Regions from separate parts of the Homo sapiens genome. Here region 1 is linked to region 2. A link is an interaction called in ENCODE POLR2A ChIA-PET data of the cell type or tissue named here. Cell type or tissue: GM12878. All regions are shown on one strand. Links, peaks and the distances in the headings refer to the core of each region. The heading gives the core; the rest is flanking DNA. Region 1 overlaps GNG12 (G protein subunit gamma 12). Region 2 holds the start of LOC105378781 (a long non-coding RNA gene).

The links. ChIA-PET counts read pairs that join two places held together with the same protein. Peaks named below come from ENCODE experiments on the same cell type or tissue, not always from the same donor. Only the 100,000 strongest peaks of a DNase experiment are listed, where the experiment ranks them.
Region 1: POLR2A ChIA-PET joins it to region 2 with 8 read pairs; 12 of 35 experiments call an interaction of 5 or more read pairs at or near these places.

What each region holds. Positions count from the first base shown.
Region 1 is chr1:67,815,931-67,822,498 of GRCh38, forward strand. The region is part of intron 1 of GNG12 (G protein subunit gamma 12); the gene reads right to left. Among named protein-coding and RNA genes, the nearest start is that of GNG12-AS1, 13 kb to the right of the region's middle. RefSeq lists an enhancer at 3,136-3,430. In GM12878, for the core only: no CTCF peak of the experiment used is centred there; no DNase peak of the experiment used is centred there.
Region 2 is chr1:67,752,701-67,759,268 of GRCh38, forward strand. The region is part of intron 2 of GNG12 (G protein subunit gamma 12); the gene reads right to left. It overlaps LOC105378781 (a long non-coding RNA gene), which reads left to right and starts at 2,048. Exons shown (of 4, transcript XR_007066163.1): 1 at 2,048-2,573. In GM12878, for the core only: no CTCF peak of the experiment used is centred there; a DNase peak (open chromatin) is centred at 2,731.

The DNA.
Region 1 (6,568 bases), core at 1,691-4,190, 63 kb after region 2:
ATGCCCTGGAGTTACCTGGAAGCTTTATTAGAGACTGTACCCTCTGGGCCCCATGCCAGGGCTGGGTGCGGCCGGGGCTCCATGATTTTCAGTCACTCCTCAGCTGATCCTAACATGCACATAAGTTTATGAACCGCTGCCCTGGTCCCTTCTGCCTTCAGTGAGGCTGCGGAAGCTGCTAGAGCCTATTATCTTGAGACTTTTTTTTCTTTTCTTCTAATGAAAGAAAAAGATAATGTACGAAATCATACATTTTGAGCTTTCCTCAAGTCAAGAAAGTTTAGGTCAGAGTCCTTAGTGTGAGTTTATCCCTTTGCCCCACCCACCCTAATGAAGATTACAGCCGACCGTAGTAACTGGAGCATAGAGCGTGCTCCTGGGCAGAGTGCAAAGGGCACCCTTTCAAAGAAGGTGGAAGGGAAATGTATTGGGAAGTTTATGAAGGGGAGTAAAGAAATTTAAGAAACAGATTCACTGCTCTTTGGATATGCGTGCAAGGGCTTTCACGACTTTCCAAGCCCCTGCCTTCATCTGGACTCCTGTTCCTCCTGGACACACTCACCCTCCAGTCTAGTTACAAATTATTCACTCTTAGGACAGGGCCCTCTGCCTCCAGCTCAAGCCAGCTGGAGACCTCTGCCCTCATCCCCACCCCAGGTTTCCAGGTGGGCCCTGCCACTTACGGTGTGACTCCTAAATACCTGTGGGGCAGCAGTGAGCCAGAGGGGTGGGGAAGAGTATAGATGGGGCTCTCTCCAGGACTGACTCCTGCGTACTCAGCCGTCCTCCCAGGACAGGTAGGGCCCGGTGACAAGACGTCCTGAGCCTGGCCAGCACCCGACAACTCCCAGCTCACTAGATTTAATGAGGCAGCACAAAAGCAGGAGAACAAGAGGTGTGGGGCTCTAACTCCACCTTTGCCCTCTGCTAGCCCATGACCTTGTGCAAGTAACAGAAGCTTTCTAGAAAGTGCCTCAGTGTCCCCATCTGTAAAGTGGAAATTAATGTTTGACTAGACTCCTCAGAAAGCTTTTTGAAAAGTGCAAAGTGCTTTAAGTTATTTTGATACAATACAACTTCTCTAGACATTAATTGAATCTTCTATGCATGGGACACTGCCTATCACTGACAATATAAAGATGAAAAAAAGGCCACTGAATTCAACGGGTACAATATATTCCACAGAGCAAACAGAAATGTGGTAGATAAAGCTACATAATTCAATGTAATAATTAGTATGATGGCTGAATAGCATGCTACTGGGAACCCAGACAGCAGAAAATTTACATATGTCCAGAGATGGGGGAGAGAAGAGGACAAGAAGGTGACATCAGGTAAACACTGATGGTCAGGTACTCATCTGAGCACTTTATGTATACAATCTCAAGTGAGCCTCAAAACAACCTTGTGAAGTAGGTAAGTACTGCTTTCCCCATTTTACAGATAAGGAAAGCAATACCTACCTACCTGGCAAGTTCAGAGAGGCAGTCTCTCAAAGTCACATGGCTAGTGAATGGCAGAGCTGGGCTTTGGCTGTGGGCCCAAAACCTGGATCATAATCTTTCCACACACTGTCTCCACCCTAACTATGACCCCATTCCTGATCTCCCCAGTGCCTTGCCCTGGCTCAGGCATAGCCCGGCACACCCCTCCTCTGTGCTTCCATACTTCTGTATTCACACTGCCATATAACATGCCTATTATTCTGTCATTATTTGTTTTTGTGTCTGTCTTCCTCATTAGCTTACTGGTCCTTAGGGAAGAAAGGGAAGGCAGCAGGTGCTTAGTAAACAGTTGGTGTTTGGTGTCTGGTGTTTAATAAATGTTAATAAATGTTTTCTTTTGTTTCTTTCTTTCTTTTTTTTTTTTTTTTTTTTGCGATGTCTCATTCTGCTGCCCAGGCTGGAGTGCAGTGGTGCAATCATGGCTCACTGCAGCCTCAAACTCCTGGGCCCAGAAAATCCTCCCACCTCAGCCTCCTGAGTAGCTAGGACTACAGGCACATACCACTGCACCCAGCTAATTTTTAAAATTTTTGTAGCGATAGGGTTTCACTAGGTTGCCCAGGCTAGTCTCAAACTCCTGGGCTCAAGCAATCCTCTTACCTCAGCCTCCCAAAGTGCTGGGATTACAGGTGTGAGCCACTGCACCTGGTCAATAAATGTTTTCTCAATGGATGAAGGAAAAAATGAAACTATACTAGGCTTCGACAGACTGGTAGGAATTTACTAGGTGGTTTGAAGGAAACATTTTCAAAAGCAAAGGCAGACCCTTATTCATCCTTATGTCCCCAGAGTCTTGTACTTATTACAGGTACTTAATAAATGTCTAACAAATTCTAGGCAGAGGAAACAGTGTGAGGAAATCCAGAGAGATTTAAGGTTACACAGTGAGTTTGGACAACTTGGCCAATGTGAATCACATAGTGGGTGTGTGGGGACACAGAAGTGCTTCTCAAATTATTCATGGGGAAAGACCAGGGGTTTTTTTTTTTTTTTTTTTTTTTTTTTTACTTCCAATTCAATATGGACCAATTCTTTCATAAAAATTCAGCGAAAAGGAACTGCCAAAAATGGGACAAAATACAAGTCCAGTTCCTAATCAGATTCAACAGATGTAAAATGATGGTCAAATTGCTATAAAAATTACCAAATATGGACTTATCTAGCTGCAGATTGCTAACAAAGAGGTCTGTCTGCTGATCAAGCTTTGCCTGGCACTGAGAAAGGTGGAGGTAGGAGCTATTGTGGAGAGCCACAAGAAAGATGAGCTTGTTCTACAAAGGAAAGAGAGATCAAGAATAATGTTCACTGAGGATTTCTGTGTGGCCGGCATGGTTATGAGTGCTTCACACCTATTAACTCATTTACATTTCATAACTTATCTGTGAGGTAAGTGCTATTATCACACCCGTTTCAGAGATGAGTAAACTGAGACACAGCCGTTAAAAACATTCCCAAGCCAGAGGTGGTAAGAAGCATCACGAGGCCTTGAACCTGGGCAGTGTGAATCTTCATTACTAGACTGCGATGCCTTTGGGGAACTCATAGACAATTTTCTATTGTCTATGAGTTCAGGAAGTGACCCACTGAAATTTATGTTTTCAAGAAATCATGCTGGTGGCAGTGTGCAGGGTAAAGGTCAGTTAGGAAGCCACAACAACAATCCAGGTGAGAGGCATGGGGGTAGGGAGAAGCAGACATGCGGGCGCTTTAGGAGGTGGACCCAGGCTTTAGTTGGGGGCAGGGTGTCCAAGCTAGGGAGAGATGAAGGGGAGGGAGGCGTTCCTGATGACTCAAGGGTTCAGAGCTTAGCAACCTGGGTGGATGGAAATGTCTTACAGAAAACAGGCAGGAAAGCAGGTTTTAAGGGGACGATGATGAGATCAGTTTTCAGCAAATGTCTATCTGAATTTGAAGAGCCTGAGACAATCTACAGTTGTGTCTTAGGAAAATTCTACAGACTGTGATCTTCGTTTACTGAATTCAGGTAGTCACTATTTTTACCCTAGTTCTGCCAAACCACTTTCCTCCTCCTCTTTCCCCTTTGCACTGGTTACACTTAAAATAGTTTAAAAAGCAGCAGTTCCAAAACCCTAAACTTTCCTCCCTTCAAAAATAACACAGTGTGTATGCAAAATGCCACACTCATTACAGCTTATTTCTGAACAAAAAGCAGATTTCCCTGCAAATTCTTATTTGCATTTTCATTAAATTCAGATTCTTTATAATGGCTTATGTGATCTGTTCTCTGTCTACTTCTCCAAACTTATCTCCTACCATGCATTCACTCATTCATTGTTCTTTACACTCCTACCACAGGAGCCTTCTTTTTGTGCTCAAACATGCGAAGCTTATTCCCAGCTCAGTGCCTTTGCACTGGCTGTTCCCTCTACCTGGAATGCTCTTCTCCAGATTTAACCTGGCTGCCTCCTGCTCATTCAGCTCTCAGCTCAAATGTCCCCTCCAAAGAGTGGTCTTTCCTGGTCACCTCCATCCCCAGTCCATCTCTCTGTCTCAGTCCCCTGCTTTGCTACCTTCACAGCACTTACCCCTTTCTGAATTGACCTCGTCATGTGATTTTTACTCAAGGAATTTTGTGTATCTTGTTCACAGTTGTATCCCCCAAGTAGACAATCAATAAACATTTGCTGAATTAAAAAAAAAAAAAAAGATCAGCCAGGCACAGCGGCTCACGCCTGTAATCCCAGCACTTTGGGAGGCCGAGGTGGGCGGATCATCTGAGGTCAGGAGTTCAAGACCAGCCTGACCAATATGGTGAAACTCTGTCTCTACTAAAAATACAAAAATTAGCTGGGTGTGGTGGCATATGCCTATAGTCCCAGTTACTCAGGAGGCTGAGACAGGAGAATTGCTTGAACCCGGATGGCGGAGGTTGCCAAGATTGTGCCATTATACTCCAGCCTGGATGACAGAGTGAGACTCCATCTCAAAAAAAAAAAAAAGATCAACTTGGAGCTTATTAACAACTGAAAAACAGATGAAGAGACAGGGCCTTTGTCCACAAAAAATAGCAAAGAAACATCCAAGTACGAGAGAGACAACACAGGGCAGTGTCTCCTCCCTGTGTCCCTTCCACTCCCAGAAGCCCATTCCTCCAGACCACCTGGCGGATGCCTCACCTGTCACACTTTTCAATGTGGTATTACCAGAGGCTGTTGGACAGCAAAACGGTGCCATGAAAAGAGTACTGATTTCAGAGTCAGACCACTCACTACTGTGCCTATAACCTTCCAAGCACAGTATTCAACCTCTCAGAACCTGCTTCCTCACTTGTAAATGGAGCCAGTATTCCCTAGCTCAGCTACTATAAGGAGTGAGAAAGTGTATGTGAAGTTCCTAGCATATGCTGATACTCAAAGGGTAACTATCATCAGCTTCATCCAGTTTACTGCCGGGACACTATACTCTCTCAATTAGGGTTTAATAAATGCATTTAACTGTAGAAATAAGTTTAATTGATATTAAAGATGATGGATATTACGTGACCACTATGATAATGATGTCAATTATAACAACAGTTAACATCTGAGCACTTACTAGTAACACCCTAAGTACTTTAAATATATCAGTAGCTGTTTTATTCCTAAGCCAAATATGGTGTTTCATCAATTCTAAGAAGCATATTTTGTTCACATTTTAAGATCCCTGATAATTGGAATGATTCTTCATGGTAGGCAGAAAGCTCCAAGGATGTCTGTGTCTTAATCCCTGCAACATGTGAATATATTACATTACATGGCAAAAGGGACTTTGCATTATGCAATTAAGGTTACTGACCTTAATATATGGAGAGTACCCTATAGGTGGGCCCGATCTAATCAAAGGAGCCCTTAAAAACAGAATTTTCTCTGGCTGGAGGCAAAGAGATGCAGCAAAAACAAAAACAAAAAAAAACATCAGAGAGATCCCAAGCACGAGAAGGATTTGTCATAATGTTGCTAGTTCTGATATGGGCTCAAGGGCAAGGACCAGAGGGAGATCTCTAGGAGTCGAGGATGCCTCCCAGCTAAGAGGCAGCAAAGAGCCGGAGGCCCTCATCCTGTAATTGCAGGGAACTGGAGTCTACCCACAACCTAAATGAGCCTAGAAATGAATTCTTCCCAAAGCCTCCCAATAAGAGGCCAACACCTTGATTGTGGCCTTGTAAAACCCAGATGAGAGAAATCAGCCAAGCCCACCCTCACTTTCAATGTACAGAACTGTGAGATAATTCATATTTGTTGTGTTAGGCTGCTAAATTTGTGGTAATTTGTTATAGCGGCCATAGAAAAACTAACACACTCTTACAGCTGATGTGCATTATAATTTAATCAGCAGCTTTTTTTTTTTCTTAGTGGCACATAGAATAGTGGCACATAGAATAATGGCACATAGAATACCGGCACATCTAATCAATGACATCTGAAATCTGTTGAAATACGGTGTTATTATCTCTGTTTTGCAAACGGGAAAACAGGATCTGAGAAGTCAGGTGATTTGCCCAGGAGACTGAAACCGCAAACTCAAGCTCTAAACCAGGGGTGTCCAATCTTTTGGCTTCCCTGGGCCACACTGGAAGGGGAAGAATTGTCTTGGGCCACAAACAAAATACACTAACGATAGCTGATGAGCTGAAAAAAAAAATCGCAAAAAAAATCTCATAATGTTTTAAGCAAGTTTATGAATTTGTATTGGGCCGCATTCAAAGTCGTCCTGGGCCGCATGCGCCCTGCATTATGAGATTATTTTGCAATTTGTCTGTAAGCTCATAAGCTGTCATTAGTATTAGTGTATTTTATGTGTGGCCCAAGACAATTCTTCCACTGTGGCCCAGGAAAGTCAAAAGATTGGACACCCCTGGGCTAGGGTATCTTGTCAAAAGGCCAAGGAATGGCTGACATGACCTCCTTCAGGCCCATGTCTGATACAGGACCACAGAGACCCAGCTAGCTCCAGAAGCAGTCAACCCCTTTTGATTAGGCACCCAAAGGTGCTAGGTACCCCTTCTAGGTACTGGACCAAGATCCTGTCCTTATGAAGCTGACACTGCAGTGAGGTAGGTTAAT
Region 2 (6,568 bases), core at 1,781-4,280:
ATTTCATATACTTTAATTTCTTTCCTTAAAGTAACTGACAGTTGACTAAGGTATCATTACTTTATTTTAGCAACATTCTCTCTATACTTCTTAGCTAATTCCTCCACTAATCTGAGCTACAAATAATATGGGATATCATCCATTGCCAGACACTGTTAGACACTAAGTGCCAATTTATGTCCCTGTGTCCTTACAAAAATCTCAAGGCAGGGAAAGGTGGCTCGAATCTGACCTGTATTATGGCTTCCAGTAACCTTTCCAGGTGACTGCTACGCTGAATTATTGGCCTCCCTTTGCTTCCTACAGTGTCACCACTGCATTCACTTTGTCATACTACAATGGTCTGTCCATGTGCCCTCTTCCCTACTTAGCTCCACAACAGCAGGACCCATGTCTTACTTAACCTTTCAATGCCCAGCACATGGAACACTGCTGAATATAGAGTGGGTGTTTGGTAATTATGTTGAAAGAATTTTTTTTTAAGTTCTTGTTTTCAAATACAAGTTGAGCATCCCAAATCTGAAAATCCAAAATCCTCCAAAATCTGAAACTTTTTGGGCTCTGACATAACACTCAAATGAAATGCTTACTGACGCATTTCAAATTTGGGATGCTCAACTGGTAAGTATATAATGTAAATATTCCAAAACCTGAAAAAAAAAAAACCTGAAATCTGAAACACTTCTGGATCCAAGCATTTCAGATAAGCGATTCTCAATCTGTACTTGCTGAGTTTCAATTCATGCCCTACAGTGAACATCACCCATGACAAGTCCTGCGACTGGAGGAAATTTACTTCATAAAGTAAGGAGTGGTGGGCAGGCCAGCCAGAACTGAAGCGGGGGCCAGGGCAGCCCCGATACCTTCCATGAATCAGCTGTTCGCATGCACCTCCCCTCCAAGCATGAAAAGCATTCACAGCTCAGCTTCTGCCTCCATGCTTCACTGCTGGGTTTGCAATTTGCCTTTCTGTACCTCCCACACTGGACTGTGCTCTGTATCCCTAGCACTTACTAAAGTGTTCGGTCAGTGGTGAATAAAGATCTTTGAAGGGGTCTGTAGTAAAGACAGCACTGGCCTGAGACTGGAAAACGGGGAGCTACTTCTAGAACTGCCCTGATCCCCTTGGGTGGTTTCTGTCTGAGTTGTTTTTGTGGTGTCGGTGAGAGAATGCCTGCCCAGCAGGACAGGTGGCGGGCGTTAAGTGTGGCAGTGTATGTGAGCACTCTGCCAGGGTAAAGGTAGGCGCTCCCTTCTCCTCTTCATGAGGCTGCCCTACACGGGCTGCTGTTGTCATTCCAGCATGCCCTGCCCCTTTGGCCACTCTCCTCTGGGCCACTTTGTGCAGCTCAGTGTAACAACTTTCTGTTCCCGGTCGTGCCCGGAGAGTTGTGAGCTCCCCACCTCTGCGCATGTTATTTCTTTTCCTTCATCTCTCCTCACCTCCAACTCTGTACAGATTTCTGGGCAGCTGGAGGGCAAGCTCTTGGCCTGGCCCACAGGTGCTGTGTGCTATGACTGCCGGTCACCTCTTCAGCTTGGTCCCAACCACGCCTACCTCCCACACACTAAGCCCCGGTCATACCTGAACTCATCATTCCTGTCCCCACCACAAACCTCCGCCTATTGTTGTGGTCTCCAGCTCAGGGAGTGGCACTGTCATCCAGGCAGCTGCCGAAGCCAGACACCCCAGAGTCGTTCTGGACTCCCCACTCCTCCACCACACCCCTTCTTCTGTCTCCAAGTCCTGCTTACGCCACCTCAATATTTCTCAAATTAGTATATTTTTACCCCACTGCCCCACCCTAGTTGGGAGTATAAGCAGCTGGCCCCTGGATCACTGTAGCACAGCCATGGCTGTCTAGCTGGTCTCTCTACCTCCCCTCAATCCACTCTGCACACCCAAAGTGATGTTTCTGTAAAGAAAAGTTGACTGTGACCCTCCCCTTTTAAAGTTCTGTCCACAGTTTAGATATCGCTTCCTGCAGGAAGCAGTGCTGATGCAGGAAGCCACAGCACCTCCGTCTCTCCCATCAGGATACCGAGCACACTTGTTGGTCTTCTGCATTAGAGGCCACTCCGTGAGGACTTCCTTGCTCTCCTCTGAGCAGTGGAAGGTTTTTAATCACTCCTTGTGTAGCAGGCACTCCAGCCTGCTACCTGACAGCCATCTAACTCCCTCCTCTCTGCTGGTAGAACAAGTTCACTCTTTCCTCATGTGATGAAGGTAAATCCAGATTGGTCTAGGCCACATGGATGGCCCCAGACCACTTCTGAGTGTTTAGTGGTGGGCATGTGCCCCAGTTCTGACCAGTGAGACATGAGGGGAGGTTGGCTTGGGAATTTTGAAAGGTCTCTTCATTCATAGAGAGATGCATAAGAAACAGTTCTTTATCTGTCCGCCTTGGCGTTGTTACAAGAGGATGGGATGCCTTTGACCTTTCTGTACCTAGGAGGAGAGCTTGCTGATGCTCTGAGGATAGCAGAGTAGGTGGAAAGAGCTTGATGGTGTTGAGCTGCTGAATTACCAAACTGGAAGCAGACTACATGTGGACTTCTTTTTATATGAGATGGTAAGTTCCCTTTGGTTTAGGCCATTTTGAATTGGGTTTTCTGTTACTTGGAGCTCAAACAGATTACAGATTCTTGGGCACTTTTCACTTCCTATTTTGTCTTAGAGGTACTTATTAGGTACAAATCTTGTTTCTTGTTTTAGACTGTGGTCTTTTTAAGGGCAGCATTTGCATTTTGATAGATCCTTGTATCTCCCAGAGGCTGGTGGCTTGTCCTACTCTTGAGATTGAATGAAGAGCCAGCATCGTCTTCCGGCCTCACACTATAAGGTCTCACAACCTGTAGATGGGCCTTCTTCAGGGGCTTAATTTCTTCATTTATTTTTACAAATGTTCAATGTAGGAAGAAACATGAACAAAATATAAAAGCTCTACAGTCCACTCTAGGAGGCAAACCTATCACATCCATCCTTATATACCTCACTGTACTGAACACATGCTTTGTGCAAAGTGGATACTCAAAATGTTTGCTAAAGGAATAATTTAATTTGCCTCTGATGAGTCAAGAGCACTTAGGACTTTTATAATGTCCTAAGGTCATAACGAACAGTAATTACCGACAAATAGTGCTAAATATATCCTGGTTCTAGGAGATCACTGGTAGTAAGGTTTTGTTTGTTTATATGACAGCCTTGATCCACCAAGATGCTAAAGCCTTAAAATAGAACAAGCAGAACTAGGCTTTGTACAGTGAAGCAAAAAAATAAAAGTTTGAGCAGCAGAGCTGCCCACTGGATGTGTGCTGAATGCCCATCTTACTTGTGCCTGGCCCTGGGGCTCAGCCAGGTAAGACGAACCCATTGTCCTCAAGGGGCTTAGAGTGTGGGAGTGGGAGGAAGAAAAACAGACAACTTCAAAAGAGTGCAGTAAATGTTATAATAGGTAAGGTAGAGGGTGCAATAGAGATTCCAAGGCCAGACCTGGTGCATTGAGAAGGTTTCTCAGAAGAGTATCTGAACACAAAGGGTAAGTTTATCATACAGGAAGGGACCAAAAAAATAATAAATAAAAAGAAGAGTAGCATGATCAGGTCTGTAGTTTATAAAAAGCTAATTCTGACTGTAATATGAGGTAGGAGAGACAAGGCTGAAGTCAGCAAGGCCAGTTGAGGGGCTGCTACAGTAATTCATTGTGGAATACCACAGGTTTCTCAGGCTGGAAACAGGTTAATGACAAATAATGTCAGGCCTGGGTTTTCAAGAGCATGTGGTGCTATGGCTGCTGCTCAAAGGATGATGGCTCTGGACACCAGTTTCCCATCTTCTGGGTTCAGGATGGGGAGTGGGTTTGACTTGGAGGCCACAAGATAGGGTGTGATGGTTTTAACCTGGTGTGAGCATGAGTGCACGTGTGTGTGCATATGTGTGTGATGTGACGCTCCGCCTCCTCATTTACCACATCTCACAGTTAGGTGAGCACAGGAATGGCTCTGGTCCCAGCATGGCCACAGATTCCTCTGTGATCTAGTTCAAGGGGTCATACCTCTTTGACCCCCAGCTTTTTCACAGGTCCTATCAAGAAGCTGGGCCAATCTCTAAAACCAATCAACTGGTCTGCCCGGGTCATCTGCACTGCAAGGTTTATGATTCTCTGTACCAGGGCTTCTCAGCCGGTGTACCCTGCTGAGGTTCAGGTATGCCTCAGCCCCAGGTGGCCTGACAGGGCCTGGACCATCCAGAGCCTCCAGCTGTGGGCATCTTCCTCCATGCTATAGTACGACTTTTCTAAATGTGCCATTTAAGTTGAGTATCCCTTATTCAAAATGCTTGTCACCAGAAATGTTTTAAATTTTTGGATTTTTCTCAGATCTTGGAGTATTTGTATATACATAATGAGATATCTTGGGGATAAGACCCAAGTCTAAACTTGAAATTCATTTATGTTGCATATAGGCCTTATACACAGAGCCTGAAGGTAATTTTATATACTTTAAATATTGTGTATGATACAAAGTTTGTTCACACTGAACCATCACAAAGCAAAGGTGTCAGACAGGGAATTTTCCACTTCTGGTGTCATGTCAGTGCTCAAAAAATTTCTGAATTTTGGAGGATTTCAGATTCCTGGATTAGGAATGATCAGCCTACATGAGGAAACAGGCAGGAAGCACCACTCTAGACAAGAGAAAGAAAAACATTCGCATGAGCCCAGAATCTCCTTTGGCTCATCACTCATGTCTCCTTCCGTCACTCAAGTGTCCACTAGCTCTTTAATGACAAAGCCAACACCAACCTGCTTCCAGCTGCATACTGGAAAGGCAACCAAAGACCGACATGGCTGGAAGATGCCAAGCAGTAGGGCCAAAGGGACTATCACAAATGGGAGCCTTTCCACTAGGGCTTTCCACCTCATGCCCTCCTGCCTTCCGGGGGACCTTGCTCTATACTGACTGTTGCCTTCCCTCCAGAAGCTCCAAACTCCCTCTCCATCTCCTTTGATATGTGTGATTTTGGTCACAGTGGAAAAAAATCTTGTATTTACAGGGAGAAAAATTCAGAAGGAAAAGCACTGCTTTCTTTGAGAAGGCTGAACTAGGGGTCCCCAAGGACACTGGGGAGTGTTGGGAAGTTCTGAGAAAGATTTGAGATGGCTCAGCTCACTTAAAAAGAAAACGCAGCAATGGACAGGGGTTACATAAACGAGTCTCTGTGCTCAGAATCGCAGGTCTGAAAAGGAGGTTTTAGTTTGGCTTTGGGTTTCCTTTTTTGTTTTTTTGAGACAGAGTTTTACTCTTGTCGCCCAGTCTGCAGTGCAGTGGCACGGTCTCGGCTCACTGCAGTGTCTGCCTCCCAGGTTCAAGCAATTCTCCTGCCTCAGCCTCCCGAGGAGCTGGGATTACAGGCACCCACGACCACACCCCTGGCTAATTTTTGTATTTTTAGTAAAGATGGGGTTTCACCATGTTGGCCAGGCTGGTCTCAAACTCCTGACCTCAGTCAATTTGCCTGCCTAGGCTTCCCAAAGTATTGGGATTACAGGTGTGAGCCACTGCGTCCAGCCCTAGCTTTGGGTTTCCTATTGCAGCAACACATTAGAATAAACAAACAACCAAACCCTTGGGACTGAACTAATACACCTGGAGAAGGATTAATGTGGCCTGGGTCCTGCTATCCCTCCTCAGACCTAGTATTTCGCCATGACGATGAAATACTATTGGCTGGTAGCAGCGGCCAGCTCGCTAACCTGGGCAGCAGACCCCTCTCTGCTCTTCACACAGCTTGGCATTGGCCTGGTGTCAGGATTGGGGAGCATGCTGGACAGGGGCTGAGTGGCTGCTATATGCACACTGGAGCACACATTGATAGTACAGCAGAGAGGGCTGGGCTCATCCCTGGTAACCTGTCAGCCCTGGCTTTTAGATGCTTGAAAGATGAGGTTGGATACAACTATAGAACAAACCCACCCAAAAAAGTCCTTGAGAGAAAAACATGAAGCAAATAAAATCAGCTAAGATGCTCCCTGTGGAAGCGTGTCTTAAAAACATTTGCCTTTTCCTGATTGCTCCAATGGAGGAATACCTTATTACCAACAAAAAGTTAGGAGTGATGTATGGGAGCTAAAAAAGTAGACCTCATGGAGGTAGAGACTAGAATGGTGGTTACCAGAGGCTGGGAAGGGAAGGGGGGGATGAAAAGTTGGTTAAGGGGTCCCAAAATACAGTTAGGGAGAAAGAATAAGTTTTAGTATCTGACAGTACAGTAGAAAAATTAGAGTCAACAACAATTTATTGTATATTTCAAAACAGCTAAAAAAATGTGCAATGTTCCCAACACAAACAAAAGATAAATGTCTGAGGTGATGGACAGCCCAATTACCCTGATTTGATCATTATACATTGTATACATGATCAAAATACCACATGTATCCCCCAAATATGCACAACTATTATACAACAATAAAAAATGTTTTAAGAAGTTAGGGGTGAAATCCAGCACATGGAACAGCATATACATCCCACAGTACTAATGGAGGCCAGAGGGCATGTGGCTTTGGGT